2 separate regions of the Homo sapiens genome follow, and region 1 is linked to region 2. The links are chromatin loops, found by intact Hi-C in ENCODE. Cell type or tissue: HCT116. All regions are shown on one strand. Each heading gives the region's core, and the rest is flanking DNA. Links, peaks and the distances in the headings are about the cores only.

What was found. A loop is a pair of places that touch in the nucleus more often than their neighbours do. Peaks named below come from ENCODE experiments on the same cell type or tissue, not always from the same donor. Only the 100,000 strongest peaks of a DNase experiment are listed, where the experiment ranks them.
Region 1: a loop joins it to region 2, with 4 times the contacts of the local background. A loop is called at or near these places in 1 of 110 quality-filtered maps.

The regions. Positions count from the first base shown.
Region 1 is chr15:32,868,096-32,872,498 of GRCh38, forward strand. The region is part of intron 16 of FMN1 (formin 1); the gene reads right to left. Among named protein-coding and RNA genes, the nearest start is that of GREM1-AS1, 150 kb to the left of the region's middle. In HCT116, for the core only: no CTCF peak of the experiment used is centred there; a DNase peak (open chromatin) is centred at 2,526; H3K4me3 peaks cover 1,003 bases; H3K27ac peaks cover 733 bases.
Region 2 is chr15:33,276,731-33,281,133 of GRCh38, forward strand. No RefSeq gene overlaps it. Among named protein-coding and RNA genes, the nearest start is that of RYR3-DT, 32 kb to the right of the region's middle. In HCT116, for the core only: a CTCF peak has its summit at 2,357; a DNase peak (open chromatin) is centred at 2,271; H3K4me3 peaks cover 787 bases; H3K27ac peaks cover 478 bases.

The sequences.
Region 1 (4,403 bases), core at 332-4,331, 410 kb before region 2:
CAGAATGATGCTTCTGTCAATAATGGACCACATATAAAACAATGGTGCCATAAAATTATAATGAAGCTGAAAAATTCTGATAGTCCGGTGATGATGTAGCCTTTGTAACACTGTAGAGCAAGGCATTACCTTTCCTTTGTTTAGATACACAAATGCTTACCATTGTGTTATAATTGCCTACAGTATTCAGCAGAATACTGAATACAGTTACAGTATAGTACAGCCAGTAGTACTGTAATATACTGTTAACTATATTCAGTATTCTACTGAATAATGTTGGGGACTGTAACAGTATAGAAACCTGTGCAGATTTGTAGCGTAGACGCCATAGGCTATACCATCTAGCTTAGGTGTGAAGTAGGCTACACCATCTATGTTTGTGTAAGTACACTCTATGATGTTTGCACAATGATGATATTGCCTAACGACACATTTCTCAGAACATATCCCAGTTGTTAAGTGACACATGACTGTATGTATGTATATGTAGACACAGACATATGCACATACACCGACACGTGAAAAACATCTCTCTTCATTTGTATAATACATGTAGATGGAGGCAGGGGCTGGAGAAGACACAAGTACACTGACATTCACTCATTCACCCACTTTCACTCACATTCACTCATTCAGATACGAGATACACATTTTTTTTTAAATCCCTGTCCGGGTTCCATAAACATTCATACATTCAAAATACTTACCAAGTATCTGCTGTATGCCACTGAGCTAAATGTTGGGGACAAATATTTAATGAGACCTACTGGTCATTTCTCCTCTAAAAAACATTCACAGTCTAGCAACAATGAGAAACAAGGAAATGAACAAATTGTGATATAGTGTGGTGTGATGGAACGCTGGGTATAGGCCTCTATTTCAGACTGGGCCAGGAGTTAGTAGCCAGGAAAGGCTCTCCAGGAGAGAAAACTTATGAGTTGAACTGCAAAGGTCAAGGAGGAGCTAGCCCTCAACCACAGTGAGGAAAGAGAATTAAGGTGAAATGTCATGAATAAAAGTAATACATGATGAGAACGCACGGGCCATTTGAATGAGTTAAGTGGTGTAGCATGTCTGGAGCTGTGGGACCTTCTCTCCTCAGATCACTGGTGTTCTGCATTCAGATTTTGGTGTAAAGGAAAGAGTGTGCGTAGGGGAGAAAAGCTTCTGGGCCCCAAAGGTATCCCAGGTTACACACTCAGGTGAACGGTGAAAAGGCTGGTGACCAGCCTGGTTAGGAAAAGTGTCACAGACATAAGGGGCTTGCAATTTTACTTAAAGTAGTTAGGAAAAGTCTCACTGTGAAGCTATTTGACTAGAGATTTAATCAGAGTAAGGGAGGGAGTCATGAGCAAGCTCGAGGTGGAAAATCAAAGGTGTTATTTAGAGCACATTAAGTTTGAAATGTGAATTAGACACTCAAGTATATATAAAAGTCTGCAGTCTGGGACTCATGGCTGGAGTAGACACACATGCCAGGAAGTCATTGGTATAAAATTGGTATTTAAAGTGATAGCAAAATATGAATTGCCATGGGGAGAATACAGCCAAGGAAGAGAAGGTGTTGCAGGACAAACCCTGGGGCATGTGCACAGTGGAGGAGAGGCCAGCAATGAACAGAGAAGAGCTGGTCAGTAGGAAAGTGAAGGTCTGGAGTTACATGACCTGAGAAGAAAACAGAATTGCAGGAAAGAAAGAGCAGTCAGCTCTGTGCAGAAGGATCAAGTGAGATGAAGACAGAGAAATAACACTGATTCTAGTGACACAGAGGTCACTTGTAATCTCAAAAGCAGTTCCAGGGAAGTTGGGGGTGCGGGGAAAAAGCCAGCTTGGAGAGGCGTGAGGTAAATGGAGAAAGATTCTGTAGCCACTTGTTTAAGAAGTTAAGCTACAGAAAGAACGCCAAAATGGGGAAGTCGTTGGAATTAAGCCTAAAAGATAGCTCTAGTTTTCCTGGTCAAGTGCTAAAGATCAAATGAGGCCATGGAAGTGTTGTTTTCTTGGTGACTTTAAAACTGATTTAGTTCTTATCTGCCTGGGATGTTTTTGATAGTTTCCTTTCATGGTAGTAGGACTCCTTAGAAAGATTCTTCCTTTAATTTTTCAAGAAAACTCCCAAAGCCATCATGTCATAAAAATCATTCCATACAAGAAGATATTCTCTAGGGCTACTTTGATCACGTGCAGAAGAGGTCTAGCCCTTTACAGAGCGGCTGCCTCTTTCTCCAGAGGAATGTTCCATAAAAATAAACCCACCAGGAAGCTGGAGTCCAGGGGAATCCCATGATTCTGATTCACTCCACTGAGGGAGGCTGCCCAAGATCAAATTCACCTTAATGTACCATGATTGGGAGTGAGTATTCTCCATGAAAAAATTTAAGCAGAGGTGACAGGGCCAAGTGAGGACATGCTAGTGCGCTTTAGGACTTTTGGAAAGACTTGCAAAGCTGGGCCACTGACTACAGCCTTTGCACGGAATTGTCTAAAGCACCATTCAAAGGTCCCGCCTACCAAACGTCACAGCTGAGTCAGAATTTCCACTGTGATGATTATGTGGTTACGGACGCAGCCTCGGTCTGCGAGACATTAGCATGAAACATATTCATTAATCACCTACCCATGACGAGGCCTAAATATAGATGGATTGGGCATGATTTGATTTATAGGGTGTTAAGCGATTCAAACATTTATTCAAAAACATCCCTTTCACTGGTCCCCACAAAAATCGCCACCATGAGAAGCCTTCCCTTGAATTAAAGATGGTAACTCCAGAAATTTCATTAGAAATGCATATGTATTCGTTGAAAAAGAAAACATTGTCAAGAATAATTTAATGCTTTAGTAGAAATGTATTTCTAAGATTGGTTTAGGAGGTAGGGGATTTCAAAAACAATAGGTAGGAAAGTTGTGTTAACATGGAAGAAAAAGGCACATACTGCAAGCTCTGGCATCGAGGTGGACTGTGTGGCAGGGGTCCTAGGCAGGCAGCCCAGGCATGGAGGTACCGGGCCTCTGAAGGGGAAGGGAACTCATCTTCGGGAGGAGAGCAGCGACTAACTTCTAAAAAGTATTAGGAAGGTAACATATACACACAAAGACATTTGAAAAACATTTTTAAAACAGCAGAAAAAACAAATCGGTCATGACACCATGACCAAAACACAGTCACCATCTAAGACTTGCATACTTTCTCTTTCAGGGTCTGGGCCTCGGTATCGCGCTCCTTGCCCCTCCATCATTTTATGGGGGTTGCCTTACTTATATTTGATAAAGAATTTTTTTGTATTTTGATTCTTTCTATTAACATATCATGCACACATTCTCCTGTTATTTCACAAACTCCACAAGCATGTTTAACAGCCATATAAAATTTCATCAGGTAGGCATGCCATAGCTCACTTAATTCTCCTGTAGTTGGATAGTGAAATCCTTTCTACCTTATTCTCATGGGGAGTCAGGCTTGAGCCACATCTGTGTCCATACAAACTTATTCTAGGTTGAGGGTCATTTCTTTAGGAAATGACCTAAAGATACAAGATACAAAGATAAAAGATACAAGAAATGAAATTATAGGTAAAAAGGAAAAACCTTTGTAGAATTCTTGATATTAGTGGTCAAACTGTTTTTGGTACAAAATGGGTTGTACCACAATGGGAGAGATGAAGGGGAGAGATTTTGGAAATAAAACCATTTTCTGTACCACTCTGCAGAGGTGGCTGGCTCCATGCAAGCTAGAACGGTGCCTGTCACTGTCATGTAGGGACTACGGTCATCACATTGGAAGTGCAAAACTCTGGAATGGAAAACAGTAAGAGGACCATCCATCCACTGAAGTAATTTACTCAAACACAAGACCATAACTGGTGATATATGAGAGTTGATATAGAAATTGGGGATTAATCACAGCATAAAACTAGGTTTGAGGCCTGTGCATGAAAGTAGCTCTTTTTTTTTTTTTTGAAAGGCCCTAATGTGTCACGTTTAATTGGAATGTAAATTATGCTACTGTCAGCACTAGCAAAGCTGTCTGAACTTGGGGGAAGTGTACAGCAAACTTACATCAAACACTCAGAGTTTTGTAATATACATTTATATAATTATGAGCACACAAAATTTTAAATGCTCAGACTTTCCAATCAACAATATCAAGTAATCATTTGGACATACGATTGCAATTCAAGTCATTTGTGAAGAACATATAGAGCCTATATTTTGGGGCACTCCCATTGAATAGTACTTCAAGAAGCATACAGGTATCATTAGTGCAAGACAATGGTTAAAAGTCAGCAAAGGCAGAGCAAAGTTGTTAGCTAGAACGCCTCACTCCTCCCAAAATTATAGCAACACATCTTATCCACTGCTCTAATCAGGAAAATAGTACTCCTATAGGAATGCTTAAATAC
Region 2 (4,403 bases), core at 146-4,145:
TTTCTGGGCTTTCTATTCTGTTCCATTGGTCTATATGTCTGCTTTCACATCAGTACTATACTGTTTTGATTACCGTAGCTTTGTAAGATATTTTGAAATTAGGATGTGTGACACTTCTAGCTTTGCTTTTCTTGCTCATAATTGCATTGGTTTTGGTGTCTTTTGTGATTCTATACAAATTTTAGGGTTTCTTGTATTTTCTGAAAAATGTTGAAATTTTACTACAAATTGCATTGAATCTGTAGATCATTTTGGGTAGTATGGGCATTTTAACAATATTGATTCTTCTGTCCATGAATATGGGATGGAAATTTCATTTATGAGGGAACATGGGCAAAGCAAACTCCCAGGGTGTTTGTCGTGTTCTGGTGGAGCACTCTGCTGGCTGCTCAAACTGCTGCCATGGTCTTTAGCACATGTGAATTATACCTCTGAGAAGGTGCTGAACTGTGTGCTCTGAGTGCCTCCTCTACCCTTTCCCCAGGCCCTCACCCAGGGCTGGGACCCACACTTGATTGGGGATGGAGATTGGGATGACTGAGCGCAGAAAAAGTCAGAACGACAACTGATGAAAACAGAAGTCTGAAAGAATGTCCAGGATCTTAATAGTGGTTGTCTCTGGGAGAGTATTATTTATTTTGTTGTATTTTGCTTGTCTAAGTTTTCTGAAATAAACAAATAGGAGGAAAAGGTTGGAAATGTTTGTTTTAATGTATACAGGAAAGAAAAGTTAGATTCAGAGACTCTTATGACAGCAGTGTATCTCCAAAATGTCCAGGAGAGAAAGTAGCCCACCCCAGGGGTAGCTGTGGCCCTAGAGGGGCTGCAGTGGATCCACCCCAACGTCAATGTGCATCAGAATTTACCCAACTAGTTCCACTTGCTGTAATGCCATGCTCACCAAACAACATTCTGATAATAATTTAGTATCCCAGGAAAATTGTCTTCAGGGAGAAGCTGCACTCACTGAACACAAGCATCCACCCTCCTGTTAGTTACATTTTCTTCATTAAAAATTAATACATTCACTTTCTGTATTTGGTTTTTGAGATGATGGATTTTTTTTTTCAGATCCCAGCTGAGAACAACAATCCTCTCTCTGTCTAGCTATTGTGTTTGCCCTGGTGTGTCCTGGGGCAGATGCAGGCTCTGCTTCTCCTCTGATAGTGGGAAGGGAATTTGAATTTCAGTGAACAACTGTAACCAATTATTGGAGTCATTGCAGAAGATCAGATATTTTATTGAAACGATGTCAGAGAATAGAAAGGTTTAATTAGACAGGGTTATGGACCCCTTTTCATTGAAATCATATTTATTCAAAGATTATCTGTAGCATTTTGAATTTAATTCCTTAGCATAACAGTGGAGAGAAATAGAAACTTGCAAAACCAATTATAACAGTTCATCAAAGCATTCAAGAAGGATATATAGCTGATCAAAAAGCTCATGTAACCTGTATTTCCTATCCTGGCAATAGGGCTGCAGAGGAGAAGACAGAACAGGCACTGTACCCTGTCTAACTCGGTAGGTGGTGGGATAACTCCATGTGTCTCCATTCATTCCCCATCATTAATTATGACCACTGCTCTAACCCCATTTTTCTGTAGTGTGACTAATTAAATAGATTTTTATATATACATAAAATTGTATATTATATTGTTATATATATATATTAGATATAGATAGATGGAGTTGATTTGTTGTCACTTTTTCCTATAGTCTGATACTCAGTTTTATGTTCCTATGTTCCCATTAGCTCAAGGCTTGGGCTTCAGAAGGGAAGAAAATGAAGATCTTAGCTTCTAGAACTTACCTTTGGTTCTCTTGTCCTTTTCACAAACTTGACAGTGTTGAAAATGAGGTTCATTGTACCACACAAGAAAAAGGTAGTCCTGCCTTAAAAAGTCATTTAAATTTCTATTCTTAAGGGTTTTTGCTTAACCAGTTTTGTAAGTTTAAAAGCTTTTAAAGGCAAACTTTATGGAGATGGAGATGGTATTTCTAAATTCTAAAGCTCTTTTCTTTAACAGATTAATGCTTGATGGTACTGACCTTAGAGTCTTAGGTGGGAGGAGGCCTGTGAAAAAAGATGGGAAAATGAGAAGCCTAAAATTTTCAACACTTTCAAGTTTATGAAAAGGACAAGGGAACCAAAGGTAAGTTCTAGAGGCTAAGGTCTTCATTTTCTTCCCTTCTGAAGCCCAAGCCTTGAGCTAATGGGAACATAGGAACATAAAAGTGAGTCACCACTGAGTCATCCACAACCCTCAGGCTCAGGGCTGCTTTCCCAAGAGAAGCCGGAGGAGGCAGAAACCCCCTGGGGAGTGTGGCACTCTGCTTGGCTCCATGTCCAACATGGCATCAGAGTCATGGAGCAGGGGGAGCTGACGGGACAGGTGAGGCTGGGGCAGTGCTCCTGGCTCCCCCAAAGCCTCAGCCTGCCTGCAAGGATGCCTATGTGCCCTGTTCAAGTGATGGGAAGTGCTGGGAGAGCCAGAGCACCAGCAGGATGAAGAGGCTCCCATGAGAGGGGTCTTTATAAAGGTGCAGGTAGCTGGGACCCAGACTCCAGAGATGAGTACCAGTGCAAGATCTGAGAAGGTTATAGGGGATGGGCCATAACACAGTGGTTACCAGTTAAGTGTATAGATCAGATGAGCCATCCTACAGCAGCAAGCCCCCAAAGGATACCCACCGCAGGAACACTGTAAGGTGTCTGATCCATCTCTTAGGAAGGAGAAAGATAGTAAAGCAGCACTCTTGAAGGCTGAGGATTTACCCAGAGACTGTGTCATCCAAAATGTATGAATCATGCCAGGCCCCGTAGGAAATTGAACTTTGAATAATATGATTACTTAACCAAAAGGAGACTGTTTAAACCCTAAGAGACAGAAACTCTAATTAGCAAGTTAATTAGCAAGTACCTAGAGGGGGTGGAGGCTTACAGGAAATTAACTACAACTTCTTTGTACATGTGAGTATATAGTCTGAGTTATTTGTAACCCTGCTACATTGGCTAAGTAAAACACATGAAACCCCAAGGAAAGTTCTTTCTCTTAGCTTTGCTTTGATTGCAAAGTGTGCTTGCTTAGTAAGGGAGACAAAGGGCTGGGTGGACCCAGTCTACCTAACTTACCCTACCCCATGTCCATGACCTCCGTCACTGTCCACCCTTTTAGGTTGTGCCTGTGAATATTCCCCTCACCCCACAGTGAATCATTCCCCTAGACCGCTTCCTTTTCCCCAACTCACAGTGGCTAAAACAATCAGGAAATGTATTACCTTCCCTAACTGAAAGTCCAGAGGCTTCAGGCTAAATTGATTCAGTGGCTCAGCAATGCTACCAAGGCCCTGATTTTGTTCCATCTCTCGAGTCTGTTATTATTAGTGCTGTCTCAGCTCTCAGCCTGGTGGAAGTTGGCTGCAGCGGTTCTAAGAGTCGCGTGCAGACACTGTCTTTCTTTTTTAATTTTTTTTAAATTATACTTTAAGTTCTAGGGTACATGTGCACAACATGCAGGTTGGTTACATATGTATGCATGTGCCATGTTGGTGTGCTGCACTCATTAACTCGTCATTTACACTAGGTATATCTCCTAATGCTATCCCTCCCCTCTCCCCCCACCCCACAACAGGCCCCGGTCTGTGATGTTCCCCTTCCTGTGTCCAAGTGTTCTCATTGTTTAATTCCCACCTATGAGTGAGAACATGCAGTGGTTGGTTTTTTGTCCTTGTGATAGTTTGCTGAGAATGATGGTCTCCAGCTTCATCCATGTCCCTACAGACGACATGAACTCATCATTTTTTATGGCTGCATAGTATTCCATGGTGTATATGTGCCACATTTTCTTAATCCAGTCTATCATTGATGGACATTTGGGTTGGTTCCAAGTCTTTGCTATTGTGAGTAGTGCCGCAATAAACATACGTGTTCACGTGTCTTTATAGCAGCATGACTTATAATCCTTTGGGTATATACCCAGTAATGGGATGGCTGCGTCAAATGGTATTTCTAGTTCTAGATCCCTGAGGAATTGCCACACTGTCTTCCACAATGGTTGAACTAGTTTACAGTCCCACCAACGGTGTAAAAGTGTTTCTATTTCTCCACATCCTCTCCAGCACCTGTTTCCTGACTTTTTAATGATCGTCATTCTAACCGGTGTGAGATGGTATCTTATTGTGGTTTTGATTTGCATTTCTCTGATGGCCAGTGATGATGAGCATTTTTTCATGCAGACACCGTCTTAAGGAAGCTAGACCATCTCCTCCTGTGTGTCCCCAAAGCTCTCATCAGACTTCTTCCGAGTCTCATCAGCAGAATTTTGTCACTAGCCTTTTCTAAGCCAAATGCCAGCAAGGGTAATAGGATTACAAAGATAAAATTAAACTATCTTCAATAA